2 separate regions of the Homo sapiens genome follow, and region 2 is linked to region 1. Evidence: read pairs that join two places in POLR2A ChIA-PET (ENCODE). Cell type or tissue: B cell. All regions are shown on one strand. Each heading gives the region's core, and the rest is flanking DNA. Links, peaks and the distances in the headings are about the cores only. Region 1 overlaps BLNK (B cell linker). Region 2 overlaps TLL2 (tolloid like 2).

Region 1 (9,769 bases), core at 791-8,790:
TGATTATGTGGTCCCCGTGGAAGATAATGATGAAAACTATATTCATCCCACAGAAAGCAGTTCACCTCCACCTGAAAAAGGTAAGAGTTTGTCGCCTTAAGCACCTGAAAATTTTTAGCAGTTGATCAGGATGTATAAGAGTATTTGGTAGTAAGCACTAAGAGGCTCAGAAATGACAGTGCCCAGGACTTTCTCCCCTGGGCCACAGTGTGTGCTTCTTTGGCTGGTTGGGCAGACAGCATCAGTGACAACCCATCTCTGTGTATCATAGCCCTTCCCTGCCTTCCCCTTCCTCTTCCATGCTTTAATCTTCCCATCTCACATTATGAAAGCACCTGGGTAGTTCTCTTCAGCTGCCCTCGCTTCAAATGGATTTCTCATAAAACCTAATACAATGTCACAAGCCACCATGTTGGCCTTGTAAACATTGCACCAAGAACAGTTTCTGCAGAGGAGTGAAAAAATGAAAGAGTGAAATATGCCCTGAGTCCTGGTTCTTTAAATTTAGTAGTATGATAAGCCTATGAAACATTTCATCCGTAAACCCTTCACAGAACAACAAATGCTATGACCAATGAATTACCTTAAAAAGCCAGTGCTACATAAGATTAGGCATGGAAACAGGGTATGTTTACTCTGAATATAGTCACTATGGAGAATATGATCCAGTACAAGTGATACCTCTTCAGGTAACATTACTCATCTACTACTCTCAACTCCATGGTAGCCATATTCAGGTTTCAGTCCGCCATCATGTAGCAACCCTCTCCCGTACTCCGTACCTATCACCAACAGCTTCAAGACCCACCTGAATTCCCAAGCCACCCATTACCACAAAAGAACAAATACACATTCCCTCCTTACCAACCCCTCTTTAAAAAAACAAAAAAGAACAGAAAAAAACCCATGAAATCCCAGAGCAATGGTGTGTATTGCATCTGGTAGGGGAGGTGGAGCTATTAATTGGGCCCCTCCAGTAAGGGGTTCAATACACTCTTGATGAAAAACAAAAACAATAAAACTCCTTTATCTCTTAGACCTCCCACTTGGCAAATGAAATTCAAAGCCATTATTCACTTTAACAAGATCTCTATCATCAAATAATCAAATAATAATATATCAAATTATGAATCTGTCATTGATATTCCCATTCTAAAGATGTTTCTTCTAAGAAGACTTCTTTTATTGGTTTGTGTGTCTAATAAGGGTGTCTCCCATTCTTTGCAAATTCTCTGGTCTGGTCATCATTTTTCCCTGAGTGTGAATTTTCCTCAATGGCATGTATCTGTAATGGTTTTATGTATATATATATATATATATACACACACATTTCTGTGTTTAAGCTCCCATGGTGAATAGATCAACCAAGCCAAATTCCTCAACGCCCGCCTCTCCTCCAGGAACAGCTTCAGGTAAAGTGTATGTGTGATTTGGTTTGGTTTTACGTCTATTTCAAATAAGAAAAACAGATCAACTATGAAGAGTAATCACTTGTATTTCCAAATGTCTTAATATTGGGAACAGAAGGCCAGTCCTCATCCTCATGCACTGTCTGGTGGCACGTGTGTGGAAGTGGCCATTTCCCCAGGCCTTTTGGCATCTGCTAGACAAGTTCTGGTTTTCACCCTACCTTCCTGGGCACCTTGCTGGCTTCTCTGTGTCCCCTTCCTTGACTGAGGGGGTCCCGGAATTTAGCCCTCAGCCCTCAACCCACAGTTCTTTCAGAACATCATGATGGTTACAAGCTTGGTTTTGAGCCAGACAGACCTCGGTTGGAACCCCAGTGTGCCCCGTTACCAGCTATGCCACCTTGGGCTTGTACTTCACCTCTCCAAGCATCAGATTTTCTTTTCTGTAAATGGTGCTCATAGCCCCTACTCTGTGACAGGAGAATTCTGCAAATGTGAATGCGAAACTCTTAATGAGTGCCTGGTACACACTAAGTGCTGAGGAGAGAGAATGATTTTTCACTTCTGTAGCGTTCATCGATTAATCTGGATTCATGTCTCAAGTCTACACTGGTAACTCCCTGGCATCCAACCCCAACCTGACTTCCCTTCTGAACACCTTGATGCTCCCACACAGGACTCTAAACTCACTCCTCCCTCCCCTGCGGGCACCCCTGTTTCTCAATGCGTAGAGCCTCCAGGCCACATGCTCCAAATCCTGCTTTTTTTTCTCCTGAATTTGCTGTTCCATTTTAGCTGTGACCACCCTAGTCTGGGCTTTCTTTACTCAGCCACCTTGCACCTTCTTGTCCAGCAGCCATACCCCTGCCTCTTGGCTCTCTCCTCAGCGACAAGGACTGAGCCGCTGAACTCCTCCAGATGTTACCAGTTTCATCTCACCACAAAGCTAGTCTTTGCCATGTCACCCCTACCCCCAAACCATGAATGTTCCTGGTTGCTCCTATAGGTTTTGGCAACCCCCAAGGCTGAGCCCAAGACACTGAGGGGTGCCCATGACCCCCATTAACAGCACAGAGAGGTGTAGGAGCCTGCTCTCCAGCATTCTCACAGGCATTTCCTCTCCCTCTCTCCCCTTGTCCCTCTCCCCTAGGCACACATATGCGCGTGTGCACACACACACACACATTCATACACACACACTCTCTTCTCTCACAGAGCTGAACACAAGTCATTGAGAGGCTGAGCTCTGCTTCCAGAGACAGGCTCCTTCACAGAAAATGAAAGAACAGTCGAGTATTTTAAAAATCTTTTCCTGGACTCATTTCTTGTGAAATTATTCACTTTCTTCACAAGTTCTGGTTTTACTTAACCTCTCCTCAGAACCCACAAGCGCTTTATAAGTGGGGAGTGGAGCTCAGAGCCATCTTAGCCAGCTCATCTTACCCTCTGGAGAGACAAAGGTCAAACATGCCAATCTAAAACATCGTGACCAGGTTGCTTAGGCCCCAGCAGAAATGGAGACTCCTAACTCCCGATAACTCAGGATGAGGGCTGTTGTTACTGGAATAGAAAACCTTTAACAAATAAATAAATGAAGACCTCAACCCTCCTTTAGAGAAATAGATTACTAATATCTGGTGTTTACCTCTTACAAAGCTCTACTTGCCTTACAAGGACCTCCTCTTCCTAAAACACACTGCCTTACAAGCACCTCCTCTTCCTAAAACACACCCAGTACTCCAATCAGCCTGTATGTCACGGGTCTTGCTTCTTGGTCTTTGTGTTCTCACTTTTAGGACACCTAATCCTACTCATCCTTCAAGGCCCAGCTTGAGGCCTCCACCTCCAGGAAGACTCCTCTGGTTTCTGTAGCCCTCAGAGAGCTCTCCTTTGCAGGAAGTCTCTTCCCCCTTACACTTAGCCCGTACTTATTCCCTAATTACTTTGTGTCTCAGTCTAATCGCTTCCTAAGTACATTGCAAGCTCCTTGGAGACCTTGCCTTCAATGTCATTGCTCAGGAGGCTTTACCTGGCCCCAAGCTGGGACAGATCCCTCTAGTGCCCTGCACATGCCCTGAGATTTCTGTCTTTATTTGCTCACAGCTGTTTCCAGGGCCTACCCCAGGATCTGGCTCAGGGGAGGTGCCGAGACTGTGGAGGGGTCAGTTGGTTGAGAGGGTGAATGAGTCCTCAAACACTGGTTGTATTAAATATTTAAAGAATCACCAACAGGGCTTTAGCCAGCTGGATTTATTACTCATAAGTTTGCTATTAACCTGGTATAGCTGTATTTTAATACTAGGGTCATCAGATGAAGAAAGCAAATCTAAACAAGAAAATAATGTCCTGGTTATGTGATTATCACATACAGGTGGGAGTACCTACAGGAAGGGGGAAGAAGTGAAATAATTTTGAAGGGACAAGCCTAAACAGTCCGAGTGGGTTTCCGAGTGTGCAAACAGTGGAACCTTCAGAGATTATTTTTACAAAAGAAATGATCAGACTACTAGCCTGTGTCTTTGAATAACCATCCATTCCCCTTTAAAGGCTTCAGATAGTCCCCCAGTGGGCATCACAAAAGTGTCCATCAGGTGCCTAGTTGGTGTTTCTGTCAAAGCACCACACCACATCAGTTTCCTCTGGTCAATATTGCTCTTGGTCCTTTGATAGCCAATAAGGTGCCTGCCGAGGGTGATATAGTAAATCTGGTGCAGTGACAGCCCCTGCCGTCCCCGCTGTGCTTGAGAAGCCAGTAGAATGGATTTAGCCGACTCCAAAGCCAGAGGTTTAGGTCCTGGCTCTGACATTTGCTAGGTGCCGGACTTTGAACAAGTGAAGTCATCTCTGTTTCTTAGTTTCTTCCTCTGAAAAAATGGCACCTATGCCTAGGGGTATCATGAGTAGATACCATGAGAATTAAGTGACTCAATATAGATGACTTGCACTCATAAAATGCTAGTGCTTTGTTATTATTATTGTTATTATTCAGAATCCCTTGTTCAACCTGCCTTGATCCATGACCATTCTGGCAGATATTATCAGGGAACAATATTGTTTCATGGGCCAGTGACCCATGAAGAGTCATGCTCCATCCTTCCCTAGAACTCTGTCTTCCTGAGGCAAGACCATAGGCTTTCCACCAGTGTCCTCCGTGACAGTGTTCCACCATGACAATCATGCTGTCCTCTGATTGTCAGAAGTTATTTATAGGGAAGGAAAGGAAAAGGAAGGTTTTGGCAGACTATTCTGAGATATGCAAGAAAAGGAAGCATAGTAGAAAAGCCAGGAGGAAGGTCTGACAAAGATAATATAGTGGCCAAAGGAGCCCTTAACATTTCAGAAGAGGGAAAACCCCTGGGATGAAATTCAGACTTAGACCTTCTTTCTACTTCCTTATTTTTCATACAAGATTTTGTTCCACTTCCCTGAGATCTTCCATCAAATTCTATTGCAGTCAAGGGTACTTTAACAGTGTCAGTCTTAAGTATTCAATTTGATACACCAGTTACTTAAACACAGGGAGACTCCTACTACACATTCAGGTGACATTTCAGTTTATTGTTTTCATGTTGTCACATGAAATGTAAACATTCCAAACGCAATCTCTTTTCCAAAATGTTTCAAAAAATCAGACCCAGTTCAGGTACCGTGGAAGACAGCTGTCATGGAGGGGGCATTGCTTCCCAGGGTGCTGGGGAAGGCTTCCAGGTACAATCCACACCACCCACTCTTTGCTGTTGCTCCCATCCTTGAGGGTTTAGGAAAAGAGTCAGTGGGCTCTGAGTAGAAGCCTGGGAGCCTCTCTCCAGTGACATACATGGGAAGGAACTTCCTGAACTCTATTTCAATACTTTTTGAGGCCTTTTCTTTTTCTTGTCTGTGTTTGGATGAGATGATATGGAGGGTGCATGTATCTTCCCTGTTATAAATTCTGAGAGGGCAGAGGCCTATGTCTGCTTCTTCACCTCTTCCTCGGCCCCTAACACAGTGCCTTCATGTGCTTTACATGTACCAAGTCCTCAATAATCCTTGGTAATGGATTATTATTTCAATGTGTGCTTATCTGTGCTCTATCTCATAAACTAAGAAAGTACAGACTGAGGGCAGCAGGTCCAGCCTGTACTTACAGAGTATGCCCTATAAATCCATTAGGAATTATAGGCCAGGCACCGTGGCTCATTCCTGTAATCCCAGCACTTTGGGAGACCAAGGCAGGTGGATGGATTGAGTCCAGGAGTTCAAGGCCAGCCTGGGCAACATGGCAAAATCTCATCTGGACAAAAAATTAGCCAGGTGTGGTGGTGCATGCCTGTAGTCCCAGCTACTCAGGAGCTACTTAGTGGGGAGGATCACTTGAGTCCAGGAGTTTGAAGCCTCCAGTAAGCTGTGATCTCCCCACTGCACTCCAGCCTGGGTGACAGAACAAGACCCTGTCTCAAAAAAAAAAAAAAAAAAAAAAACGGAATTGTGGACTTGTATGTGTAGTAAGTTCTTAAGAAAACATTTATTCAGTTCAGTTAAGTTAATGAAGAGCCTCATGAAGAGACCCCTTGGTCTCACTGAGCAATGGTGTCCAAGCAGGTGAGCATCATGTCTGAGGCAGCTAGGGGATGCTGAGGGGGCTGGCTCAGCTCTGGCCTCTCCCCTCCTGGCCTGCCCTCTGTCCCACAGTGAAGATCCATCCTGCTTCTCTTTCACTTCCTCCCTCATAACGATTGTCTGGCATCTATCTTCAGGTACAGGAAGGGAGGTTGGGTGCAGGGGACAAGACCCTTCGGGTCCCTTCTATGACTTGAGAAGATGAGATTTGGGCAGCAGCCTGCACTTGTCTCAATTTGTCCATTAAGGAAAACCTGTCGGCGAAAGCCCTTGAAAACTCAGAGATGAGTGAGTAAATATCCTCTGAATGTGAAGTTAGAGGCATTTACCGTATTTAAGTGTGCTTATAAAGGAGCACTGTCTGAGGTCTGTGTCAGGAGTGGTGGGTTGGAGCCTCTGTCTCTGGGCACCTCTGCCGTGCACATTTGTGCAGTGTGCACAGATGTAGGTGTGAGCTGTTGGCTCCCTTCCTGAAGGACCTCTGTGGGGGTCCTCACTGAGTCCTCAGAATCAGTGGGCTCAGGACTTGCCCCATGGGGCAGGGGGCGGGTAAGGAGAAGGTCCTTTAGAAATGTTAAGGTGGAGTCCCTAACCCCCATCCCAGCTCTGAGCTTATACACTGACACTTTTAAAATGTGTCATCACCTTTGCCCACAAGTTTTCCTTAATAGCTTCAATATAACTACCTATATGTGCTTAACTGAAAGCAACACAGTATGTGCAAATATTTCTGAGCCTGCCAGAGAGGCCAGCCTCAGTGTGAGCATCAGCCCCCGGCTCAGGACTTGGGGACTGAGTAGTGTATATGTTTGTGCAGGTCGAAACAGTGGGGCCTGGGAAACCAAGTCACCTCCACCAGCTGCACCATCCCCGTTGCCACGGGCCGGGTAAGTACCTGTTGCAGGAAGCAGCTTTTGAGATCTGGGGAGTGAGGATGGTGATACCCCACTGCCCTGTTGACTTCATTAGAAGTTCTCCCCATGGCAGGCTGCAACTTGGACCAAGAGTAAGGAGCCCTGCTAACATCAAATGAGCCAGGCATGGTGGCTCAGGCCTGTCATCCCAGCACTTTGGGAGGCCAAGGCGGGCAGCTCACTTGAAGCCAGGAGTTCAAGACCAGCCTGGCCAACATGGCGAAACCCCGTCTCTACTAAAAATACAAAAATTAGCCAGGCGTGGTGGCACACACCTGTAATCCCAGCTACTTGGGAGGCTGAGGCAGGAGGATCACTTGAACCTCTGCAGGTTGCAGTGAGCTGAGATCACAGCACTGCACTCCAGCCTGGGCAACAGAGCAAGACTCCATCTCAAATAAATAAATAAATGAATAAATAAATAAATAAATAAATAAATCTAGAAGTATTTCCTCCTGTGAAGTTTTAGTTAAGTCTTGAGTTCACTAACTTACAGTGTTCCACAAGACACCCTGACTTTCAGAAGCTCCAGCACCTGAATCATTTTCAGAGCCTCTAGCAGGTTTTGTCTTTACTTACTGCTGCTCAGTTTTATGGTCTGTAAATAAGTGTGTAGATATATACTATGTGCTGGTCATACCAGGGCACTCCCTCAAAGCCATACGACTGAAGTTCCTCTCGAAAGTGACAGTCATTCTTTCTTATTGAATTTAGAAGGGCTTTGTAAACAGTCAGGTGACGATTGTAATGTGTTAATATTACAAACGTCACCCCGTAAAATTATGTTGGCTCAACAGGTTATTTGGAAAGCAAATTTAAATATGTCTAAAGCTGGCCTGAATGGCTCTAATCTTATTTCTGTCTCTGTGTAAACCAAAGAAAGCCTCCATGTTGAAGGTTTATTAACCAAAACTCTGCATACGTCTCTCTTAGTTCAGCTGTATCACTTTGGGCAAACTACTTCGTCTCTCTGAGCCTCAGTTTCCTCACCTTAAAATGTCACTGTAAGGTTTAAATAGCACCTGAGGAGCCTAACCCAGTGCCAGGCATCTTACAGGTGCTCAGGAATTCTTAGTGTTCTTCCCCCACACTTCAGCTCTCAGCCGAAAACAAAGCGAGAGAGAGATATGGTGAGGGTTTTTAAATTAAGAAATTTAACACACAGAAAAGGAGCATACAACCTTACCAATATTAGACTCCAGTCTCTATTGGAATCTTGAGTTCATTGACTTACAGTGTTCCACAAGACACCCCGACTTTCAGAAGCTCCAGCACCTGAATCATTTTGCAAACTAGAATGTTAGTGCAGGCAAGTACCTTCAGGACCACACATCAGTGGTTTTCAAACTTGTTTTGGTTTCGGATCTCTCTGAAAGAAAGCCTGCACAGAAGACAGTGGAGAATAGTCCCTAGAGACAGGGAGGAAGCTGGAGTGGGCAAGTGCAGCTGCAACCTCACCTGCTGGACCACCCTCTTACCTCTACCCTCTGTCCTGGACAGTAACCCCCACAGGGAGCTGTTGGGGAAGAGGGGGCTCCACAGAAACACTGAAAATACTGATCCTGGTCCTCAATTGACAGGTGAGGAATCTAACCTCACACTCAAGACAAAGAGGCCCAAGGTCACCCGCCAAGTAATTAGTGCAACTGGTGCAAGAGTCCAGTTCTGCCGGACTGGTGCCCTACTTTATCCCCAGTTGACCCCTTCCCCATCTGTCAGCAGACTCCATCTGAGCCTAGGAGGATCATAACTAAATCCCACTTCCATCCCTCTCCACCCTGCAAGGATAGTCTTCTACACACTTGTATCGCTTTCATAATTCTAGCTTAAATTTGAGACTAAAATAATGGTAAATAGCTCCATTTTGTCTTCGTTGTGTTTTAACAAAGCTCATCTCTTTTTATTCCCCAGGAAAAAACCAACGACACCACTGAAGACAGTAAGTTAATTTTGCATTTAAAAGTGCTTCATATTTCCTGCAGTGTTTATTCTTATCCATTTATTTAAAGTTGAAAATGCTTCCAGCTATGGTGAACACAGCAATCTTAGCAACTGAAGTTGCTGCCCAAGCAGTCCAAGAGAAGCTTCAAATCCTCAGGTAGCCAGGGAGGATGCTCCTCCCTGGAGCATAGAAGGAGCTCATCCTCACTTGATCCCAGCAGCTTCACTGAGTGTGCGCAGCAGATCAGAGGGGCAGCCAGGTTCCCTGCCCTCTCCACAGGAAGCGTCTGTGTCCACTCCCCACCACAGCTAATGGTAGACCATTGTGTATCAGGCACACATAGGCCTCACTAAACTCAGATTCTGGCCAGAACATGGTGAACCTGGGCCACAACACTACATAAGGGAGCCCACCTGGACCTAGTCCCTACTGTGAAGCCTGACATTTACAATCATTTAGCAAACACACAGAAGGGGGGGGTCATGAGACCAAAGCAGATGCCAGATGCCTGCTGTACATGGGTTACTATGTGGCAGCTGCTGGGGGGGTCATGATTTCCATCAACCCTGTTGACAAGGCAGGGAGGTTTCTCCACCACAGTGACATTGCTCCTTCATAGGACACTTCTGGCTGTTTGTTGCTTAATGCAAAGGTTGGGCTAGGGACTGTGGGTTTGTAATTGTTGTTGTGATTGAAAGAATAGCAATGCATCAAAGAAAAGTGCTGCCAAAATATTTATTTTAATAATATTGCTCTGACATTTATTTCCACATTCTGCTATATTGAATAACCTTGCCTTTTTTTCTTTTACATAGACTCCAGTTGCCTCTCAACAGAATGCTTCAAGTGTTTGTGAAGGTAAAATCTATTATTTTGAAGGATGAGCATGTCCTCTAAAAGTTATT
Region 2 (9,769 bases), core at 1,150-9,149, 220 kb before region 1:
AGAGGTCCCCTGCCACCACCTACAAGCAGTGTTCCACTCAGTGACCAAAGGGACCAGTGGACATGGCTCGACTCCCTGGGTCCAAATCTCAGCTCCAGCACTTGCCAGCAAAATGCCCTGGGGAAATTAGCCTCTCTGTGCCTCAGTTCCCTCTTCTGTAAATGGGGATGATAATATCTTCTACCCCATCTGGTTGTTTTGAGAATCAAATGGGTTACTATAGATAAAGCGCTTAGAGTGGTGCCTGGCACACAGTAATTAGTATGTATCTGATATTAATATTATCTTTAAAATATGTGAATCATCCCCAGCTTCCCATTGCCACTAGAATGAAATTCCTGACCATGGGCCTGTAATGCCCTCCCTCAAGTACCCCACTGTCCCTCTCCTGCCTGGCCTTTGACCCTCTCTACCCTTCTCCCATCCTTCATCCCTAAGCTCTGGCCTCACCAGCCATGTGCCCATCCCAAGACGTGCCCCCCTCATAGGCCCCTGAGCACTCACACTTGAACTTGCCTTCTGTCTCCCTTGGAGGCCCTTTCCCCAGGTCTTTGCATGGCTGTCTTCTTCTTATCATTTGAGTCTTATGTCAAGGGACACATCACAGGAAGGCCTTCTGCCCTCCCCCCACCAGCGCCTCCCTGTCCCCAGACCCTGCTTTATAACATTGGCAGCACTTACCGTGACCTGAACTCTTTACTTCTATTTCTGTTTCATTTATTTTTGTCTCTGTCTAAGCTCTGTGGGAGCAGCAGTCTTTTTTCTGTCTCATTTCTGCTTCCGTATCTCCAACACCTAGAGCAGGGCGCGGCACATCCTAGGCAGGTAGCAAATATGCCCACTGCGTACCTGCGGCCAATGTCAATGGAAAGCCTGAGTGACAAGCCATACCGAGAGACTTTCCTGGGCTCTCAGTGCAACTTATAAGTCCTTCCCCTCCCTGTGGCTCTGTGACCTCTACTCTGAGAGGTGGCTGATGAAGGCAGATTCCCTGAGGATTTGCCAAAGCCACTGAGAATCGCTGATGAGTAAGTTAGGGAACGGTGAAGACCTCAGCAGCAGGGCAGCGGAATTCCTGCAGTTCCCTTTCGCTCCCGCAGCATTAACCCACGGCTTCCTAGTGCCAGGTGCTTAATTAGGGATTGGTGGTAAAAAAGATGACTAAGATTTCATCCTGCCTTCAAGGAGGTCTGTTCTCACAGCAGAGAAAGGTGAGTGCCTAAAGAAAAAAAATAGAAATTATAAACCACTACAGACTTTTGTTCCTTGGTATCCTAACTGTGTTCTTTCAGATCTGGTGTGCTTTTCTGACCAAAGATTTATATTACTTTCATCAAAGTTAACTAATTTTATATATAGGAATTTTGTTGACACAAGTATTTCATGTTATTAGATAATTAGTAGGGTTGCTATTTTTGGTGAGCGATTGAGCTATAAACAATTTGAACAAAAAATGTCAAGATGTCAGAAAAAAAATGGACAGTTAAGTTATTCTATTTTTTGTTGTTGTTGTTTGTTTCTTCTTTCTTTCTTTTATTTTTTTGAGACAGGGTCTTACTCTGTTGCCCAGGCTGCAGTGCAGTGGCATGATCACGTCTCACTGCAGCCTCAACCTTCCAGGCTCAAGCGATCCTCCCACTTCAGCCTCCTGAGTAGCTGAGACTACAGGCGTGTGCCACCAAGCCCAGCTAATTTTTTCTTCTTAAGTGTTTGTAGAGACAGGGTTTCACCATGTTGCCCAGGCTGGTCTCAAACTCCTGAGCTTAAGGGATCCACCTGCCTTGGCCTTCCAAAGTGCTGGGATTACAGACATGAATCACCATGCCCAGCTGTTATTCTTTATTCTATATGAATGTTTTTGGGGACAACAATATGATACCATCCCCACATCCTGCAGACAATGATGGGAGCCTCCCCCAGTGCTGTTGTGCTAGTCCATTTGTGTTGCTCTAAAGGAATACCTGAGGCTGGGTAGTTTCTAAGGAAAAGAAGTTTGTTTTGGCTCACGGCTCTGTAGGCTGTCTGAGAAGCATGGTGGCAGCATATCTGCTCCTGGTGAGGCCTCAGGAAGCTTGCAATCATGGCGGAAGGCAACAGGAAGCCAGAACATCACATGGTGGGAGGGAGCAAGAGAGAGGTGGGGTAGGTACCACACACTTTTAAACAACCAAATCTCTCATGAACTCAGAGCGAGAGCTCATTCACCAAGGGGATGGCACTAAGCCCTTCTTGAGGGACCCATCCCCATGACCCAAACACCTCCCACCAGGCCCACCTCCAACACTGGGATTATGTTTCAAAACGAGATCTGAAGGGGACAAACATCCAAGTGATGTCAGCTGTTTTGTTTTGCTTGTAATTTTTGTTTTTGTTTTGCAATGAGGGCCCTGTAGAACTCAGACCTCCAACTCCCACCATCCTTCATACTTCCCAGACAACTATTTTTTCCTAGATCCTTCTCATTGCTTCTAGGAAAATTTAAACAGTCTTCCTTCTAGATTTTGAAAAGAACTGACTGACTATACGTAACTGTCAGCCTGGAGTTTTATTATTCAGCAAATTTCCACTCAAGGAAATACCAAGACAGGTTCAGAGAAAGTATGAAGTTCACCTATTTTCAAAGGCCTGGAAGAAAAATTAGGCTCAAGGATTCCCCACAAGACACTGAAACCCCGTGCAAAAGTACACAGATGTACATGCAAATAGAAATTTTAAAGTGCATGGGAGCACCCCCCTACAGGTCTAAAAGAAAATGAGGGGGCGAAGTGCAGTGCTGGTGAGCTGGAGTTGACTCCCCCCTACTTCAAAAGCCTGCAGTTTCCAAATCGAAAAACCTGGATAAGGTTTTGTAAAAGTTTGGAAAATACTTTCAATACAAAGGAAAATTTGGGAAGCCCAGGATATTTTGAAAATCTATTTTTACCCTCCCTTCCAATCCACAAACTCCTACTCTCTAGGTTTTGGCAGCTCAGAAAAGTTACGTTGTGTTTTTAGCAAGGGAAATCCTGATTCCTGAAAATTCCTGGAGTATTTCTATTCTGAACAAGCTTTTTTTTTTTTTGAAAATATTTAATTGACAAATAAAAATTGTATATATTCAAGGTATACAACATGAAGATTTGATATATTATGTCTCGATCACCATAATCAAATTAATTAGCACATCCATCACCACCCATGCTTACATTGGGGGCTGGTGAGGACACAAAATCTGTTCTTTTATCAAATTTCAAGTAAACAATACAGTATTATTAACAATCTTTTTTTTTAATTGTTGGAACATCCTTTGTCTTAACTCAGCATGCTTTAAAGCATCTAAGGAGGCTGGGTGCCGTGGCTCATGCATGTAATCCCAGCACTTTGGGAGGCTGAGGCTGGCGGATCACCTGAGGTCAGGAGTCAAGACTAGCCTGACCAACATGGAGAAACCCCATCTCTACTAAAAATACAAAATTAGCCGGGCGTGGTGGCACATGCCTATAATTTCAGCTACTGGGGAGGCTGAGGCAGGAGAATCGCTTGAACCCAGGAGGCAGAAGTTGCAGTGAGCCGAGATCGCACTATTGCACTCCAGCCTGGGCAACAAAGGCAAAACTCCGTCTTGAAAGAAAAAAAAAAGCATCTAAAGAAAATATGGACCCATCATTGAAGTCGAGTGCTTGCCCTGTTGTTTCAGGGAGCCAGAGGGCCATTTTTAAGCAGGCCATGAGACACTGGGAGAAGCACACCTGTGTGACCTTCATAGAAAGGACGGATGAGGAAAGCTTTATTGTATTCAGTTACAGAACCTGTGGGTAAGTAAACGAAAGCGAGGCCACCTCTGCAGAATCAGTCGGATGGCTCATGAGTGTTGAATTTTCTCTGTAAACCTAAGTATTTCCAATGAGCTGTTATTTAGAGGAGTCCAGGGTTTGCTAGAAACTTTCTGCCCTTGGTGAAATTACAATCCAGTGGCAAAGCTGATGGGCCAAGAGGAAGATTCCAGGAGACTCCATGAAGACCAGGGGTACTGGCACTAGAAGAGCAACAGAAGGAACTGGTGGTGTGTCATGTGAAGACTTAAGGCAGTGGTTCTTAACCTCTTGGGGTTTGTGTCCCCATTTAGAATCTGATGAAGCGGTGGGCTTTCCTTCTTCAAGAATAGATGAATATGTATGTAAAATTTTGCATTTAATTTGAGGGATTCTACAGGTTTACAAACTTCCTTCAGAAAACATAATATGTAATAAAATGACTGGCTTATGACTAAAGTTATCTGTTATGTCAATAAATATGTATGATATACTTTCCTACTGAAAAGCTTCTCATGTTGGATCAAAAACCCAAACCCGGCCAGGAGCGGTGAGTCACGCCTGTAATCCCAGCAGTTTGGGAGGCTGAGGTGGGCAGATCACCTTAGGTCGGGAGTTCCAGACCAGCCTGACCAACAATGGTGAAACCCCATCTCTACTAAAAATACAAAATTAGCCAGGTGTGGTGGCACATGCCTGTAATCCCAGCTACCTGGGAGGCTGAGACAGGAGAATCGCTTGGAGCTGGGAGGCAGAGATTGCAGTGAGCCGAGATCCCGCCATTGCACTCCAGCCTGGGCAACAAGAGCAAAACTGCATCTCAGAAAGAAAACAAAACAAAACAACAACAACAAAAAAAACCAAACCCAACTACATGGTCTATACATAAGATGATTACTGAATAAAACAACCTAGAGAGGTTTAAAAGTAAAAGGAAAGAAGCCATACAGGTAAATGCTAACAAAAAGAAAGCTGGGATCACAATTTTAGTCATTGACTAGGTTTTCATTGTTTTGTTGTTTTTGTTTTTAAAGTCAGAAAATGTTAAAAGCTGAGACACTTTATAATGAGAAAGGGTATAAGGGACAGTGAGAATATAACTGTCATAAGTCTTCATGCACCAAATAGCATAGCATCAAGAGTCATAAAACAAGCCCCAGGGAATTCAAGGGGAAATTGACAGAAATGCTCAGTAGCACGAGACTTAATTCATTTCTGTCAGCCCAAGTAAGTCAGTGTCACGTTGACCAAAAAATAAGTAGAGATTCACAGAGGATTTGAAAAATACAGTTAATAGAGTTGATTCTATAGGTCTATCAGATTCTATAACCTCATAACACATTTTTTTAAATGGCCCATCTATTAAGCATTAAGAACATCTTAACAAATTCTTAAAGGCAGAAATAGCATTAAGATATTTTCTGATTGCAAAGCAGTGAAACTGGACATAACATAATAACAAAAATAGAATAAACATTAGCTGGTAAGTTAAAAGTCCCCCCATGCTTCCATTTTTATGGCTCTTAGGTCATAAAAACAGCAAGATTAAAATTGCAGAATGTCTAGGTAATGAAAGCCCTATGGTTCAAAATAAAAGAGATATAGCTAAAGCTATGTCTGGACAAAAGCCCACAGACTTAAGTATCCACATCACCCGTTGACAATAGTGACAATGAAATATTCAATTCAAAGAAGCTAGTAAAAATAAATACTTACAACCCACCACCATCACCACAACAAAATAAACCTAAGGAGAGCACAAGGAAACAGACAAGGTGAAACATTACAGAGCTAACAAATTCAAGAGTAAATTATTTGAATAAACAAACAAACAGAAAACAACAGATAAACCACTTGTTAGTTTAATTGAGACAAAATATGATTACATAGAAATACATAAGATTAGAAATGAAAATGGGAGAAATAGCCACAGATTCAGCAGAATCACAAAGGAGTAGTTTGCAAAACTCTAGGGCAAGAAGTGTGAAAATGTGGATAATGTGAAAGTCTTCAAGGTAAAAATAAAGTACTGGTACAGACCAAGAACTTTGAATGAAATTGAAGAACGGAGGGAAAAAGCCATCTCCCACAAAGCACCAGACCCAGAGTTTCACAGGTGAATTCTTTCAAAACTTCAAAAACAGATTATTCTGGTATACTTAAACTTTTTAGAGCATAGAGAAAGATGAACGCTTTCAAATTACTTTTGAGGAACTGTTATGGCATTGCTACCTTGAAATGAAAAGGATGGCACCAAATAAATAGAGAAAGAAAGGAAAACATGATAAAAAAGATAAGAAAGAAAAAATTATAGACTCATCTCACATGTGAATAGCCATGCAAAATCCTAAATAAAATGTTAGCACATAGAATTCGGCAGCAGAAGAAAAGAAGAGGAGACTGCCAAATACATTTATCTAGGGAATACAAGATTAGTTCAACATTAGGAAATCTATTCTCAAGATTGATTGGTCAAAGAAGAGAAGCTATATTCATATCTCAATAGATGCTAAAAGGCACCTGTACAATACAACATGCAGTTTTTGTTTTAAAAAAGTAACCAAGGTAGCACAGAAATAGATGTCAAGGATAGATTCTTGCATTATATATATGTAAGTATAAATATACATTTATATAAATAACTTCCAACCAAAAGCCAATATCATGTTTATCGATGATACTTCTAGAAGCATTTAATTTTAGTTAAAATCATGAACAAGTTTAAGATGTTTAGGGTTACCACAATTATTTAGCATTGTTTTGGAATTGCTAATTAATATAAATTAGACAAGAGAAAGAAAGAAAAACTGTGAATATTGGCAGGAACAAGGCAATGTTTGCACTGATGGGAGGTAAAGTGACTGTGTGCCTAGAAACCCCAGAATATCAATTGAAAAGCTGTTAGAAACACAAGGAGACTCTATTAAGTGACCACAAAATTAATTAATTAACAAGAATAGGTGACTGCTTTTCTTTATACATGAAATAGTTTGATACACTTTTATGATGGGAAAAAATCACAACTTTAATAGAAACATAATAGATACTATATCTAAGACTAAACATAAATGTGCCAGACCTATAGGAAGAAAATGCTAAAACTCCAAGGAACCTAAAAAAAAAAAGTAAAAATAGAAAGCATATTGCTTCCTGATGTAGGGATACTCAACATAGTAAAGATGTCAGAACTCCCTAAAATAAGCTGTACATTCATGCCTTTCTGATTTAAACACCAACATTTATAGATATATACGTACATGTGTATGTATGCATACATATTTTTAGAACTTGAACAAATGATACTAGAGTTTATCTGGAGGAACAACCATGTAGAAATAATGAGAGAGAGAGAGAGAGAGAGAGAGAGAGAGAGAAAACAGTAATGACAGAGGTAGCTATCTAATGGTCTAACCAAACATGCAGAATATTAAAATGCAAAAGGAAGATAATAACAAAACAGTTTGGAACTTAAGGGAAAAATAGATATATACAAAAAAGGGTCCAAAATGAATATACCTATACACAAATTTGGGTAACATTTTAAATGAGTGGGAGAAAGATCAATTAGTCAATTGGGATATTTGAATATTGGGATAATTTAGATAACTCTCTGTGAAAAAAAAAAAAGCTGGACTCCTACCTCACTTCTTATACCGATAACTATTCTAGCTAGATCAAAGATGTAAGTATTAAAGAAAAAAATGGAAGAAAGAAAGAAAAAATCGAAGAGTATAGGAAGGAAACAAGAGTAGATTTTATTTATAATCTTGAAATATGGATGACCTTTCTAAGCAGCACATAAGAAAATGAATACATTTTGTAATACTAACATTAAAAACTTTTATAATGCAAAAAAAACAAAACAATACATAAAAACAAAGTCAAATGAGAACTAACAAAGTGAGCAAAATACTTGCAACACTCTTGACTAGTTTCCCTAATTTACAAAGGGTTCTTAAATATCAATCATAAAAAAATGGACAACCCAAAAGAAAACAGGGAAAAGAGGTGATCACATAATTCACAGAAAAAAAAATGTCGCTTAAAATATGTGAAAAACTATCCAGCCTCAATGCAGTGAAATCCCATTTTTTACCTATCCAATTGGCAAAATAGTTTGATAAAACCAGTGTTGGCCAGGATGAGGGAAATAGGACTTAAACATTTGTTTAAGCTTCTGTGAGTAAACAGTAGGTGTATATATTTGTTGGGTACCCGAGATGTTTTGATACAGGCATGCAACGTGAAATAATCACATCATGGAGAATGGGGTATCCCTCCCCTCAAGCATTTATCCTTTGTCTTACAAACAATCCAGTTACACTCTTTTAGTTGTTTTTAAATGTACAATTGACTTATTATTGACTATAGTCACTCTGTTTTTTTGGTCAAATAGTATATCTTATTCATGCTTTCATTTTTTTTTCTTTACCCATTAACCATCTCCACCTTCCCCACCAGTCCCCCACTACCCTTCCAGCCTCCAGTAACCATCCTTCTAGTCTCTATCTGCATGAGTTCAATTGTTTTAATTTTTAGCTACCACAAATAAGTGAGAACATATGATGTTTGTCTTTCTGTGCCTGGCGTATTTCACTTAACATAATGATCTCCAGTTCCATTCCTGTTGTTGCAAATGACAGGATCTCATTCTTTTTTAGGCTGAATAGTACTTCATTGTGTACTTGTACATATTTTCTGTGTGTACACATTTTCTTTATCCATTCAACTGCTGATGGACACTTAGGTTGCTTCCAAATCTTAGCTATCATGAACAGTGCTGCAACAAACATGAGAGTGTGGATATCTCTTCAATAGACTGACTTCCTTTCTTTCAGGTAAAGAGAAAGGGGCTTTTAATATCTTACTAGTGAGTATATAAACAGACAACATTTTGGGAGTGCAATTTGACAGTATCTATCAAAATTTCAAATGCACATATCCTTTTACCCATGAATCCCATTGGTAGAAATTTACACTACCATTTCTTTGTTTCATTTGCTGTTGTTTTTATTTGTTTTGCTTGTCATCCTCTCCCCCGAGGCCTTGTTAAAATAGCAAAAACTGGAGTTACAGCCGAGATGTACATTAATAGAAGACTGATGAAATAAATTTTAGTATTACAAAAATGTATATAAGTATTATTTGAAAAAAATGATTGTGCCCAGAAGGGAGTCATCTCTAAGGCTCCTCTGATAATGACACCAAGTTGCATGCATTATAGACACTCATCTGCCTCCTTCCCGTGACTCTTCTCCTTTTCATTAAAAATGGCCCAGCAGGGACTCCAGCACCTTGCAGGTGGAGGGGTAGAGTATGGTATGGACTTTATGTCAGAGAGAGACCGTATCTTTTGTTGGCTTTTCAAGAAGATTCATAACCACAAAAAGCTCAAGAACCATTTTTGGAGGGAATTTCTGCATTGGGTCATTGGGTGGGAAGTTGGACAATGAGAGCACTTTCACTTCTGAAATTCTGTTTCTTTTCTTTTTTTTTTTTTTTTTTGAGACGGTGTTTCACTCTTGTTATCTAGGCTGGAGTGCAGTGGCGTGATCTTGGCTCACTGCAACCTCTGCCTCCGGGGTTCAAGCAGTTCTCCTGCCTCAACCTCCCAAGTAGCTGGGATTACAGGCACACACCATCACATCTGGCTAATTTTTATATTTTCAGTAGAGACAGGGTTTCACCATGTTGGCCAGGCAGGTCTCAAACTCCTGACCTCAGGTGATCCGCCCACCTCGGCCTCCCAAAGTTCTGGGATTACAGGCGTAAGCCACTGCACCCGGCCTGAAATTCTGTTCTTTTACATGCACACACGCACACACATACAGAGTGGGAGGGGGGACTTGCCTCTTGCTCTGAATGTCTTCTGACCTGCTGACCTGGGTATTCCTGCAATTGTCCAGCTGTTGCTCCTATGTTGGGCGCCGAGGAGGAGGCCCACAGGCCATATCCATTGGGAAGAACTGTGACAAGTT

What was found. Peaks named below come from ENCODE experiments on the same cell type or tissue, not always from the same donor. Only the 100,000 strongest peaks of a DNase experiment are listed, where the experiment ranks them.
Region 2: POLR2A ChIA-PET joins it to region 1 with 10 read pairs; 3 of 35 experiments call an interaction of 5 or more read pairs at or near these places.

Annotation. Positions count from the first base shown.
Region 1 is chr10:96,206,964-96,216,732 of GRCh38, reverse strand. It overlaps BLNK (B cell linker), which reads left to right. Exons shown (of 17, transcript NM_013314.4): 7 at 1-80; 8 at 1,344-1,412; 9 at 6,826-6,895; 10 at 8,834-8,861; 11 at 9,680-9,722. Among named protein-coding and RNA genes, the nearest start is that of BLNK, 60 kb to the left of the region's middle. In B cell, for the core only: no CTCF peak of the experiment used is centred there; no DNase peak of the experiment used is centred there; H3K27ac peaks cover 2,268 bases.
Region 2 is chr10:96,422,656-96,432,424 of GRCh38, reverse strand. It overlaps TLL2 (tolloid like 2), which reads left to right. Exons shown (of 21, transcript NM_012465.4): 5 at 3,677-3,794; 6 at 9,698-9,769. Among named protein-coding and RNA genes, the nearest start is that of OPALIN, 69 kb to the right of the region's middle. In B cell, for the core only: no CTCF peak of the experiment used is centred there; no DNase peak of the experiment used is centred there.